2 separate regions of the Homo sapiens genome follow, and region 2 is linked to region 1. Evidence: chromatin contacts called from ENCODE Hi-C or POLR2A ChIA-PET data. All regions are on one chromosome and are shown on one strand. Each heading gives the region's core, a stretch centred on a gene start or an enhancer-like site at or near the end of the contact. The rest is flanking DNA. Distances are from core to core; before and after follow the strand shown. Region 1 has its middle 24 kb from the start of EPB41L4B. Region 2 overlaps PTPN3 (protein tyrosine phosphatase non-receptor type 3).

Region 1 (6,747 bases), core at 2,459-4,958:
ATTCATACATATTTTTTTAATTCTCATAACAACCTAAATGCTTGTATTATTTTCCCCAGGCCTGCCTGTAACATCTGTGGGGCCAGGATGAGGTCCACATACCATATGCCTCAATTTTTCAAAGTTAAAAATTACGCTAATAAGCTATTAACTAAAAGATGCGCTAACCTCCTAACTTGACACATGTCTTCTTAATGACCTGGAAGGCCAAGTTCACATTTAGAATTCTTAAGCTCATCAGTGTTCTGTGCTGAACTGTAGCCAGGCAGGGAGAGCTGCCCCCTTCTCTTCTCAACCCTGACTCTGTCTTGAACCACCACGAGGACACACCTGTGTGGAAGTAGGATGCTCCAGCTCTGTCCACCTCCATTCTGATCACCCCCTTCCCATCAGCTGCCTTTGACTTCCTTTGGGGCCTAGGAAGGGCCATGTAGTCCAACCTCAAGGGGAAAGATCTGGGGAGTAACCTTCAGAGAACCCAGAAGTGGGCTCAGCCTCATTTGGACAGGGAATTTCAGGGTCCTGGCTCTTGTAATGTGGTCTAGAAATGGGAGCGATTGGGCCAGGTGCAGTGGCTCACGCCTATAATCCTAGCACTTTGGGAGGCCAAGGTGGGTGGATCACCTGAGGTCAGGAATTCAAGACCAGCCTGGCCAACATGGTGAAACCCCATCTCTACTAAAAATACAAAAAATTAGCCAAGTGTGGTGGCGGGCACCTGTAATCCCAGCTACTCAGGAGGCTGAGGCAGAAGAATCGCTTGAACCCGGGAGGCGGAGGTTGCAGTGAGCCAAGATAGCACTACTGCACTCCAGCTTGGGCAACAAGAGCAAAACTCCATCTTGAAAAGAAAAGAAGAAAGGGAAGCAATTGTTCTAAGAGGCAGGTCCCTTTGGCCCCATGAAACCCCTGCCCAGCAGGGTGAGTATAGGCAAAAGAACACTGGAATAGGGCCTTATAGTTGATGGGTTGATGAGGGTTGATGACAGCAGGGGCCCCTGTTGCCTTAGCTTAAAGGTTTTACTGACTTCATTTCCTGCGCAAATGAGCTAATCAAACAGCGTTGCCGGGAGAGGCCAATCCTTGGGACAATGAACCCAGGGAGAAGAGGCAAAGTCCTTAATCCAAGGAGAACAGCTGGTGGCATGTTAATCCATGGGTGATGCAGGGTTGACACACCAGTACTGCACATTCTCAGGTCACTTGCTGAGTTCATGGATGTGAAACGGAATGCTCAGATGCCAAACATCTCATGACCATCACATAGCCAGTCAGCGACAGAGCTAGGCTGTGAACTCGTATCTGTCTCATTCCAAGATCCCTGCTCTTTCTATATTCCGTATTACTCCATGAAAAACCATAGAGGAGGGTGGCTGAGGTTGAAAAGAAAAGAGGATGCAGAAATTAGAGGGCTGAGTCTTCAGGATTTGATGAATCTTAGCTTTCCTGACTACAACACAAACCAAAGTCCAGTCCAAGGGGCTCCTGAATATCAGTTGGACACCCAGATAAGCTCCTGACTGATTGCCACCCTCTAGCCCCCGTAGGCCATACTCCTGCACTTAAAATGCAAGATTCTTGTCTGTAATCCCAGCACTTTGGGAGGCTGACATGGGAGGATAGCTTGAGCCTAAGAGTTTGAGAACCAGCCTAGGCAACATAGTGAGAGGCTGTCTCTTAAAAAAAAAAGAAAAAAAAAAACTTCCACGATTCTCCCCTCAAGTCTCACTCTGTTTCCCAGGTTGGAGTGCAGTGGCCTGGTCTCGGCTCACTGCAGCCTCTGCCTCCCAGGTTCAAGGGGTTCTTGTGCCCCAGCCTCCCAAGTACCTGGGATTACAGGTGCCCACCACTACGCCCGGCTAATTTTTGTAAATTTTTAGTAGAGATGGGGTTTTGCCATGTTGGCCAGGCTGGCCTCGAACTCCTGACCTCAAGTAATCAGCCTGCCTTGGCCTCCTAAAGTGCTGAGATTACAGGTGTGAGCCACGCGCCCAGCCCCTTAGATGCATATCTCATTGTCCCAAACTTCTCCACCTGCTAACTTTAAGATTTCGCTTTGATGAACTCTGACTTTTCCTCTCATTCCGCCGAGCCATTCTGCCTGCTCAGTGAAAAAAGGTGGCCTTGGGTTTGCCAACCAATGACACTTTCCTCAGGCAAGGGTAACTCACAGAGTACAAGTGACACAAGATTTTTTTCTTCTTAAATTTAACTACTAAAATTATAACTTATTTATAGATCTCTAATTGGCTTTGTAAATGAAGGCCAGAATGCATCATAAAGCAAGATTCAAAGAAAGAGAACACCTAAGTACAGATTGGAAATATGGCCATTAAATTTATATGCCTATCGAGGCTGGATGCGGTGGCTCATGCCTGTAATCCCAACACTTTGGGAGGCTGAGGTGGGTGGATCACTTGAGGTCAGGAGTTTGAGACCCACCCGGCCAACATGGCAAAAACCCATCTTTATTAAAAATACAAAAATTAGCTGGGTGTGGTGGTGCATGCCTGTGGTCCCAGCTACTCGGCAGGCCAAGGCACAAGAATCACTTGAACCCGGGAGGCATAGGCTGCAGTGAGCCAAGATTGTGCCACTGCACTCCAGCCTGGGCGACAGAGCAAGAATCTGTCTCAAAAAATAAAATAAAAATGAAAATAAATAAATAAATAAAATGTATATACCTATTGAGGTATTAAAAGTCTTGGCCTTCTTTCATTATCCTTTTAAGACCAGTGGTTCTCAATCTGGACTCACGTTGAAATCACCTGGAGAGTTTTAAGGGACACTAAAGTCTGGGTCCCAACCCCAGAGATTTTGTTGTGATTGCTCTGGGTGTGAGGACTTTAAAAAATTCCCCAAGTAATTTTTTTTTGCACAACTAAGATTGTGCATGGGTTTGAAGGGCAAGTCTTGCAGGTCTCACAGTAACTATCTGAGTTGCTTTTAGTATTTGAAAGTATGGACCTTGAGCCTGCCGAGACCCAGTATTTCCAAAGCTTCCCAACTTTGTTAACTGTGAAACGTCATTGACTTCCAGGGTCATAGGCATACTCTCCATACGGTCTAAGTTCTTCCTGCAATTATGGCTTTAAGGAAAGAGGGTCTTAATTTGTCTCCTGCATAAATGAGCAAGTCAAGTGTGGTGGGCCAGGAGGGGCCAATGCCTGGGAAGATAGATCCAGGGGGAAGAGGCAGAATGCTTATCCCAAGGGGAACAGCTTGTGCCATCTTCATCCTTGAGGGTTCTTGGGTCACTTGCTGAGGGGTTTTTCCCTCTCTTTTCAGCTGCATTTATCCAGCTACTATGGGCTGCTCGGGCTCTGGCAGGATCTCCCTGTGTCAGAGTCTTCTACAGTAAGAACCCTCTCAAAAGGTGTGGAAGGGGAAACAGAAGAGGAGCTAAAGGCTCAGGAGCTCAGGTCCCTGCCCCCACCTCGTCCTCCTCAGCACAGCCCCGATCACGTGGGTTGCCACCCACTCATTTGTTGGTGACTCTGAACCTTGGTTAGGGACAATTACCCACCACAGTCTCTCAAGCAGCTGCTTAGAACTTGCCCAGCGAGTTCTGCAGCAAGGTCTGGCCTGCTGAACTCACCCCAGGACTGTGGCTCCCTGAGGCTGGAGCGGAGCCTTTTTTCAGAAGCCTCTCAGATCGACTTTCTTTATAAGCTGAATGTGGCCTTTGCGGTCACCCTCTTGGTCATCCACAGATCTAAAGATTCCTGACCACACTTGTTGTCAGCCGAAATAACAAACCAAGCTCTCTCCCGACCCACGATGGAACCAGGCCTGGGAAGAGAATGCCCACATTGTTTTATTGTGAGATCAGGCATAGCTTTCCCAGTGGTAAAGGGAAACCCTCAAATGCCTTTAATACTTCTGCCAGTCCTGGCAGGTTATTTTCATTCTTCACCAGGGCACAGAAAACGATTGTTTCAGGGAACTCTCAAGCTCCCTCTAGTGTTTTCAATATATTGGGCATTACCTGAGCATCAACATTTTGAGGGACCTAAGGAAATAATCAGATGTTTGGACTAAGACTTATGAATGGAGATCATCATACCAGTGATATTTATTTATTTATTTATTTATTGAGACGGAGTCTCGCTCTGTCACCCAGGCTGGAGTGCAGTGGCATGGTCTCGGCTCACTGCAACCTCCGCCTCCTGGGTTCAAGCGATTCTCCTGTCTCAGCCTCCTGAGCAGCTAGGATTACAGGCGCGCACCACCACGCCCTGCTAATTTTTGTATTTTTAGCAGAGACGGGGTTTCACCATGTTGGTCAGGCTGGTCTTGAACTCCTGACCTCGTGATCTGCCCACCTCAGCCCCCCAAAGTGCTGGGATTACAGGCGTGAGCCACCGCGCCTGGCCCAGTGATATTTATTATGATAGTAAAAAATATAAGTAACCCAAATAGGGAAGTGGAAAAATAATCATGATACAGTATGGCATACCACTTTGAAACACTGATGTTTATGAAGACTTTTTAATGACATGGGAAAATGTTCATGACGTTATCGTGTTAATGAAATTGTACGTACATTGAGATATACACAATGTAAAGAAGTATGTAATATGTGCACAGAAAAATGTTGGAAAGAAATGTCCCCAACTGTCAGCTATTTCTAGGGGTGGGATTATAGGTCATTTAAATTTTCTTCTTGAGTCTATATCTGAAAGTCCCACACTGAGTTTGTAGAAAAATATAATTAGGATACAGGAATTTACAATCTGGAAAAAGTTATTCTATCAGTCGGGGCCTCAATAGGAAACAGGTGGTACACTAACATCAAAACGGTTTGAGGATGGTTCGTTGATAAGGGGATTAATTTCAAAAGTGTGGGAGTGTGGGGAAATCACAAGGGATGCTGCAGGGTCTTTCGTATAGAGCTACAGAGCTGTTACCATTGCTAGGAGAAAGAGAAGAGGCAAGGAAGGAGTTCACAGAACCTAGAAGGAGAAAGAGACACACAGCTGGCCACAGTAAGAGGAGCAATGACTTTCGGTTGGGGGAAGACCCAACCAAAGGTGACCTCATAGTGTCTGTCACTTGCCTCCCTCCTCTGATCTCCTGGGGATCCCTGCTAGACAGAATCAGCTGAAGCCAGCAGGCAGGAAGATCATGATGCAATCCATACAGACCCATATCATGAGGCTCAGAGCAGAGTACAAAAGGGTAGAGAGTGATTTAGGGCTAGGAGGTGTTCATATGAAAGATATCAAGCAGAGATATTTTTGATGTTGTTTTGTCTTTAGAAACAGGGTCTCGCTATGTTGCCCAGGCTGGACTTGAATTCCTGGGCTCAAGTGATCCTCCTGCCCCAGCCTCCCAAATAGCTGGGATTATAGGTGTATGCCACTATGCTCAACCCAACAGAGTTTTAAAAAGAATTTGTAAAAGCTTGAAGAATTTATTAAGTGAAAGTCAGAATGGACTTTAGGGTAGTTTTCTAGACCAACCATGGCTTTCATTTTGCAACATACCTTGATCAAGTCCTGGGAAGATGACCACTGGACTTTCGCAGGGGCAACCTTAGACATGGGCAGCCCTTTGCTCCTGAAAAATACCAACTCTCTTTGAACCGAAATGATTATTAGAGAGCTGTATGTGAAGAAGCAGAATGATGTAATGGGAAAAGTGCAGAGATAGAACACCTGGATCAAATCCATGCCACTTGGGCAATTTATTTGTCTTGGTCTCTTTTCTCACGTGTGAAATAGGTGTAATGAAATTTATGACAGATTTGTTGTGAGGATCAAGAGAGATTATATATGTGAAGGAACTCGATATAATATCCCACACATGGGAAGCACTCAGTGGATGTTGAATGTGAACCTGAAATCTGTCTCTTGGAAACTTCTTACTACTGGTCCCATAGTGACCCAGAGCACATCCTCTGTCTTCCTCACGCTGGTCCTTCAAATGTTTGAAGATAACAGGAATGTCCTCCTGAGTATCCTCTCCTTCAAGCTAAGTGTTTCTAGTTCCTTTGATCATTTTGGTTTTTTAAACACTGATCCTGTTCCAGGCCGTACAAGGTCGTTCATGCCTGAAATCCCAGCACTTTGGGAGGCTAAGGCGGGAGGGTTGCTTGAGCCCAGGAATTGGAGACCAGCCTGGGCAACACGGTGAGACCCTGTCTGTACAATTTTTTTTTTAATTAGCTGGGAATGTTGGCATGCACCTGTGGTCCCAGCTACTTAGGAGGCTGAGGAAGGAGGATTGCTTGAGCCCAGTAGGTCGAGGCTGCTGAGAGCTGTGTTGGTGCTACTGCACTCCAGCCTGGGTGACGGAACGAGACCCTGTCTCAAAAACAAAACAAAACAAAACAAAACAGGGAGAGGACTTGTTTTTAGATGACCCATGATCCCAGCCAGATGGATTTCTATAGAAGAGGCATCTGACCAAAGCTGTGCAATTAAATGTCTGCCTGGGGAGTTCTGAAACTGGAAGGAAGCAAATCAAACCCTCTTTCCTGGTAGGAGCTGAGCAAGGTGTGGATGAGAGGAGCAGAGAAATGGGTGAAGAGGGACTGCTGCAGCATTCAGGCATCTGGTGGCAGTTGCTCCAAAAGCTCAGGATAGCATGGCCTTTCCAGTGGATTGTCATTCAGTCCTTCTTGGATTCTGCGAACCAATAAAGTCCCATTGTCTAAACCAGTTCCTGGGTTTCTGAGACTTTCAAATAAAAGAATTGCATTGGCCACAGCATTGGCCAGATTTAAAAGCCTAGAGCATGGGC
Region 2 (5,870 bases), core at 2,811-5,310, 65 kb after region 1:
GTAAAATCCCAACGTGGTTCACTGTAAGGAGGCACAGTGACTCCTACTGCTTTAAAAAAGCAGATGATTAAAAGGTAACTATGGAGCCAGGTGAGGTGGGACACACCTGTGGTCTCAGCGACTTGGGAGGCAGAGGCAGGAGGATCGCTTGAGCCTAGTTTGAGGCTGCAGTGATCATACCACTGCATTCCAGCCTGGGTGACAGAGCAAGAGCGAGACCCTGTCTCTTAAAAAAGAAAAATAGGTTAACTATGGAAAGTGATGAACATGTTAATTTGTTTGACTGCAGTACTATATGTATAACAAGACATCATGTTGTACACCTTGAGTATGCACAATAAAAAAATTAAACGAAAAAATTACTTGATATTATTTTAAAAACAATAAAATAAATTTATTTTATTTTTGAGACAGAGTCTCACTCTGTCGCTCAGGCTGGAGTACAGCGGCGTGATCTCAGCTCACTGCAACCTCTGCCTCCTGGGTTCAAGGAATTCTCCTGCCTCAGCCTCCTGAGTAGCTGGGATCACACCTGTGTGCCACCACACCCAGATAATTTTTGTATTTTTTGTAGAGATGGGTTTCACCCTGTTGGCCAGGCAGGTTGGTCTCAAACTCCTGGCCTCAAGTGATTCACCCTCCTCGGCCTCCCAAAGTGCTGGGATTACAGGTGTGAGCCACTATGCCTGGCCTAAAAACAATAAAATAAATTTGAAAGAAAAACAAAGCAAATGCTCTTCTTAGGAGGCCTACACAGATGACAAAAGGGGCACTGGTGGAAAGATGGTGAGAAGAGGCACAGGGCCCACGTGCCCACTTAGAGTGAGCAGAACAGCAGACTGCCTAAGTTTCCTTCTCTTGAAAAGGACTTCTCAAAATTGAATGCACACTAACCACTCAAGGCTCTTGTTAAAAATGCAGATTCCGGTTCAGCAGGCCTAAGCTGAGGCCAGAGATGCTGCATTTCTAATGAGGTCCCAGGTAACATGGGTGCTATGGCTTCAAAGACCACACTGAGCCGCAAGGTTATAGAAAACATGGTGATGTATATCTAAGCACATTCTTTGCTCTGGCAAAAAAAGAAACAGGACTCAGAAACAGAAACCTGTTAGAATTAGGGGGAAACAAACAAACACGAGGAATAACATGGAATGTATTTACTTACAGGTGACTCTGGGTTTATCCTTGATACCACAAGAGGCATCTTTTGATCCACTCCTCCCTGTAAACATTTTAAAATAAAAACAAAACAAAGTTTTTTAAGTTAAACAAACAAACAAACAAAAAAACGAGTAGCTCACAGCATCAACAACATGGAGGTACCAATAAATGTGAGTCTTTGGTACAGGGAGGCTTCAAACTTCACTATGACTGATTCGAATCACACGTCATTTCAGAAATATGGAACAAATTCCTGACCCCTCTGGATCCAGCGGGCTGACCAGGACTCTGTTCAGAAGCCTCCCTCTGCCATCCCCACAGTCCATGAACTAACAGATACACTCAGAGAGAAGCTCCTCCTTAAAAACGCAGATGCCCCCAGAGAGGGACTCCACAGCATGTCTTCGAGTGCTGCTAGAACAAACCTGCACGTTGTGCACATGTACCCTAGAACTTATAATAATTAAAAAAAAAAAAAAAATATATATATATATATATATATGGGCTTTATATATATATATGGGCTTTAATATATATATATATGGGCTTTATATATATATATATAGGGGCTTTCAGCAGAGGCGAGCGAGGCCTGGGAAGGGGGCACACCCTGTGAGCGCATCTGGCCTGTGAGCGCTGGTCCTCAACACAGCTGCTGGGGCAGATGAGGCTGTGCATGATGGCAGCTGGGGGGTAGGCGACCACCTGCCCTCACTTTGTCCTAGAGTAGGGATGAGTAAACGTTTTCTGTAAAGGGCCAGAGAGGCTTTGTGGGAGTGAGGGCTCTGATTCAACTGCTCAACTCTGCAGTCATTAACCCACCAGTAAACAAATGGCTGTGGCTGTTACCAAAAAAACTAGTTACAGAAACAGATGGGATTTGGCCTGTGGGTTTAGTTTGCAGATCCTGCTTAAAGGTGCCTGGAGGAGAGTGGTGGCCCTGCAGGTTGAACTTGAATTGTTTTTCTCTTATCAGCTTTAGCAATGCTGAGGGGTTCTCTTAATAGCATTCCTGAAGTGGGTAGATCTGTTTGCCAACTGTGTGCCCTCATTTCTGGGAACCTCAGTATTCATTTGCAAAATGGGTTTAAAAATACTGACCTTACCACTTGTTATCAGAACTTAAGAAGGTGCTATGAATCTAGTGGATAGCCAATGCCAGGCACAGAGCAGGCACTTGGCCTTCGGCAGCTGTTAAGGCCACATTAAAAAAAACCTCTCAATTCTAGGCTGGGTGCGGTGGTTCACGCCTGTAATCCCGGCACTTTGGGAGGCCAAAGTGAGTAGATTGCCAGGTGTTTGAGACCAGCTTGGACAACATGGTGAAACCCCATCTCTACAAAAAATATGAAAAAAATTAGCTGGGTATGGTGGTGCATCCCTATAGTCCCAGCTGAGGTGGGAGGATCACCTGAGCCTGGGGAGGTCAGCGCTGCAGTGAGCTGCGATCGTGCCACTGCACTCTAGGTTTGGGCGATAAAGTGAGTTTTTAAAAAAAAACAAAAAAAACCCCAAATATCTCAAACCAAACAAAAACAAAAAAAACCCCCAACTCTCAATTCTGAGGGTTGAACCAACTTCCTTATGTAGCTCAGGAATGCAGCACATTTGTAATGCAAATTAAAAACTCATTGAAAGATTGCTTCCCAGCACAAAACTTCCTTTATAAATACACAACATACCTTAAGATTAAATCCAAATTTTCCATCTTCATCTGGTGTGATACGGATCAAGACTAAGTAGCTGTCACCATTATCATTCTGGAAAACGGTTTGAAAGTGGTCATTTGCATCACATCTCTCTCCAGCAGTTGGTGATAAGATATTTTCATTTAGTTAGAGCTACTCAGCTGCCCACAAGAGGCCGGGAAGCCCTGGGTGTGTGGATCACCCGGCTGCCTGCGCTCGCTCACCTTGTCACAGTAGTACTGGCTGGCGTCCTCGGTGGAGCCCCCTTTGGTCACCCTGTGGAAGTCATCTAAGAGCTGCTGATCAACGCCGTCAGGTGAGCAGGAGCCTGGAGCATTTGAAGATGGAGACACAGAACTGGATGACTTCTGGGTCAGGTAGCTTTGTGCCGGATTGTTCTCGGATAAACTCCTTCATCATGGGGAAGGAGGAGATATTAATAACTGGGTTAATATTTTATTAGAGCAAACACTACTGACTGTAGGGGCCTGGCAGCTGGGGGCTGTATGTTTCCCTGGAACCTCAGCTGCATAGGTTGTCAGCGGGATTTGAGTACACCCAGGGCCCACTGACCACCCCTGACCGCATCTGGCCTAGACACTGTCACATGGTTTTGGGGAAAAGGGATAGGAGGCAGGGTGGATCTGGAAACTGCTGAAAACTTTGCTCCCTTCCCCGCTGCTTTAGAAGGGTGACAGGGAAATGTGTCCAGCTCCTCTGGTGGTTTCATTACTGAACCAGGCTCTGCCAGGCAAGCTCATGCAGATGCACAGCCCATCCCTTCTGAAAGCTTTTTTCCTTCTGTCTCACTTCTGCGGATGGTTCTGCTTCATAGGACTCTTGCCTCCTCAAAGGAAACAGGACTGTTGTTGTTGTGCGTTCAGGAGAATTTATATTATTCCTAGTTGGCATGATTTGCCTGTGACATCCATGAACTGCCACGCTGAGATCTTGTTACATTTTCCTCTATCGAATATAGTTTCTTCTGTATCGTGGAGCTGCACTGTCTAGTATGGTAGCCACTAGTTATATGTGGCTACTTAAATTTAAATAAATTAAGACAAGAAACCAGCCATACTTCACATGCTCACTAGCCATATGCGGCCAGTGGCTCCCGTATGAGACAGTGCAGTCAGAGAACATTTCACCACGGCAGGAAGTCCTGCTGGACAGCGCTGTCTTAGAGAGTTACAGATGATGAAAACGGAACAGAACTTTGTGGTCATTTGTTCTAACTCCCAGTTCACAGATGAAGAAGCTGAGGTCAGGAGAGGCTGAGTAACTTGCCCAGGGTCACATGGCTTTCCCCCGGCTTAGCAGACAGAAACCTGACCGATGTGCGTCCTAAGCCTTTCTTCCCTCTCCAGACCATGCAGAGCCCACTTCCAAGACCCCTATTTCTAACCCCTCAGAGTCACAGGGATTAACCATCCCTGCTGTCACTGTACAGGACAGGACCCTTGAGTCTCTGCATCACCCACACCAGCCCCTTCCGGAGCCACAGGCCCAGCACAGACACCTTACAGAGCTGATGACTATGGGGCTCTCCTACATTCTAAGACTCTGCCCCACCCTAACCTCATCCAAAGTGAAGTGAGGGGAGAAGCGCAGAGACCAAGTCATTCAGTGAAACCCAGACAAAAGACAGCTGCTACTGCCTCTTTCTTGACCTTCATTTCAAGCCCTTATCCATGGATTTTTTATGAAATTGGTGCTTCTCTTTCTCCTAGTGAGTTTAAATGAGCCTAATTTAAATATAAAATCTGTATCATAGTCACACAGAATGATTCATAATCACAATCTATTTGAATAAAATATTCAGTGACAGACCAATGGAGAAACACAGCGATACAGTAGGACAAGAGTCTGGCCTTATGGTGTCCAAGTGGCTGGTTGGGGGTAGGGTGTTATGGATGGGAAGGCATTTCAGAGACAGAGTATTTTGGAATTGAAGTTGTATACAAGTTTTCAGATTGAAAAAGCATGACTTTCACTTACGTAAAAGGAAGCTTTACAAAATTCCCCCCAAATACGGCATCTTTGCTGGGTTTCACTGTTTACAAGAGCATCACCCAGTGGCAGAAAGGGCAACTGCTTGGCAGTTACAAAACAAGTTAAAATGGTATTTCCAGTTCTCGTTCTGTCTGTCTCTGTCTCTGTCTCTACCTCTGTCTCCCTCTCTCTCCCTCCCTGCACCCCCCCAATCCATTTTTTTTTCTTTTGAGGTAGGGTAAAGCTCTGTTGCCCAGGCTGGAGTGCCATTACATGACCACAGCTCACTGCAGCCTCGATTTCCTGACTCAAGAGATCTTCCTATCTTGGTCTCTTGAGTAGCTGGGACCACAGGCATTCGCCATGTCCAACTAATTTTAATTTTTTTTTTTTTTTGAGTCAAAGTCTCGCTCTGTTGCTAGGCTGGAATGCAGTGGTGCAATCTCGGCTCACTGCAACCTCCGCCTCCCGGGTTCAAATGATTCTCCAACCTCAGCCTCCTGAGTAACTGGGACTACAGGTGCCCGCCACCACACCCGGCTAATTTTTTATATTTTTAGTAGAGACAGGGTTTCACCATGTTGGCCAAGATAGTCTCGATCTCTTGACCTCGTGATCCACCTGCCTCGGCCTCCCAAAGTGCTGGGATTACAGGTGTGAGCCACCATGCCCAGCCTTTTAAAAATTTTTTGTAGACACAGGGTCTCACTATGCTGCCTAGGCTGGTCTAGAACTCATGGTCTCAAGCAATCCTCCTGCACTGGCCTCCCTAAGCGCTGGGATTACAGGTGTGAGCCACCATCCCCAGCCCTATTTTTCTTTTTTGATTTAAAACTCAATGGTCTGTCTAAACTAGCCCATGGTACTAAATGACAACAGTACTACTACTATTACTATTGCTGCTAGTACTAATACTATATTCCAAGTCATTTTATGCCCTAACCTATTTTTTTTTTTTTTTGAGACAGAGTCTTGCCCTGTCGCCCAGGCTGGAGTGCAGTGGCACAGTCTCAGCTCATTGCAAGCTCA

What was found. Hi-C counts contacts between places; a loop is a spot of excess contacts on that map. ChIA-PET counts read pairs that join two places held with the same protein, here RNA polymerase II (POLR2A). Pooled maps may share reads with other maps.
Region 2: a pooled map shows a loop between it and region 1 (2.1-fold over the local background). The contact joins two enhancer-like sites. A Hi-C loop is called at or near these places in 3 of 168 maps with a recorded cell type or tissue (DLD1, endothelial cell of hepatic sinusoid and transverse colon) and 4 of 50 pooled maps. POLR2A ChIA-PET finds 5 or more read pairs at or near these places in 1 of 52 experiments (H1).

What each region holds. Positions count from the first base shown.
Region 1 is chr9:109,342,028-109,348,774 of GRCh38, forward strand. No RefSeq gene overlaps it. Among named protein-coding and RNA genes, the nearest start is that of EPB41L4B, 24 kb to the left of the region's middle. Within about 2 kb of position 3,709, at least 13 of the 41 ENCODE cell types and tissues checked have a DNase peak (open chromatin) inside an H3K27ac peak, as active enhancers do.
Region 2 is chr9:109,407,156-109,413,025 of GRCh38, forward strand. PTPN3 (protein tyrosine phosphatase non-receptor type 3) reads right to left here. Exons shown (of 26, transcript NM_002829.4): 15 at 3,074-3,260; 16 at 2,844-2,921; 17 at 1,166-1,222. Among named protein-coding and RNA genes, the nearest start is that of PTPN3, 88 kb to the right of the region's middle. RefSeq lists enhancers at 4,060-4,179, 4,700-4,799. Within about 2 kb of position 4,061, at least 2 of the 41 ENCODE cell types and tissues checked have a DNase peak (open chromatin) inside an H3K27ac peak, as active enhancers do.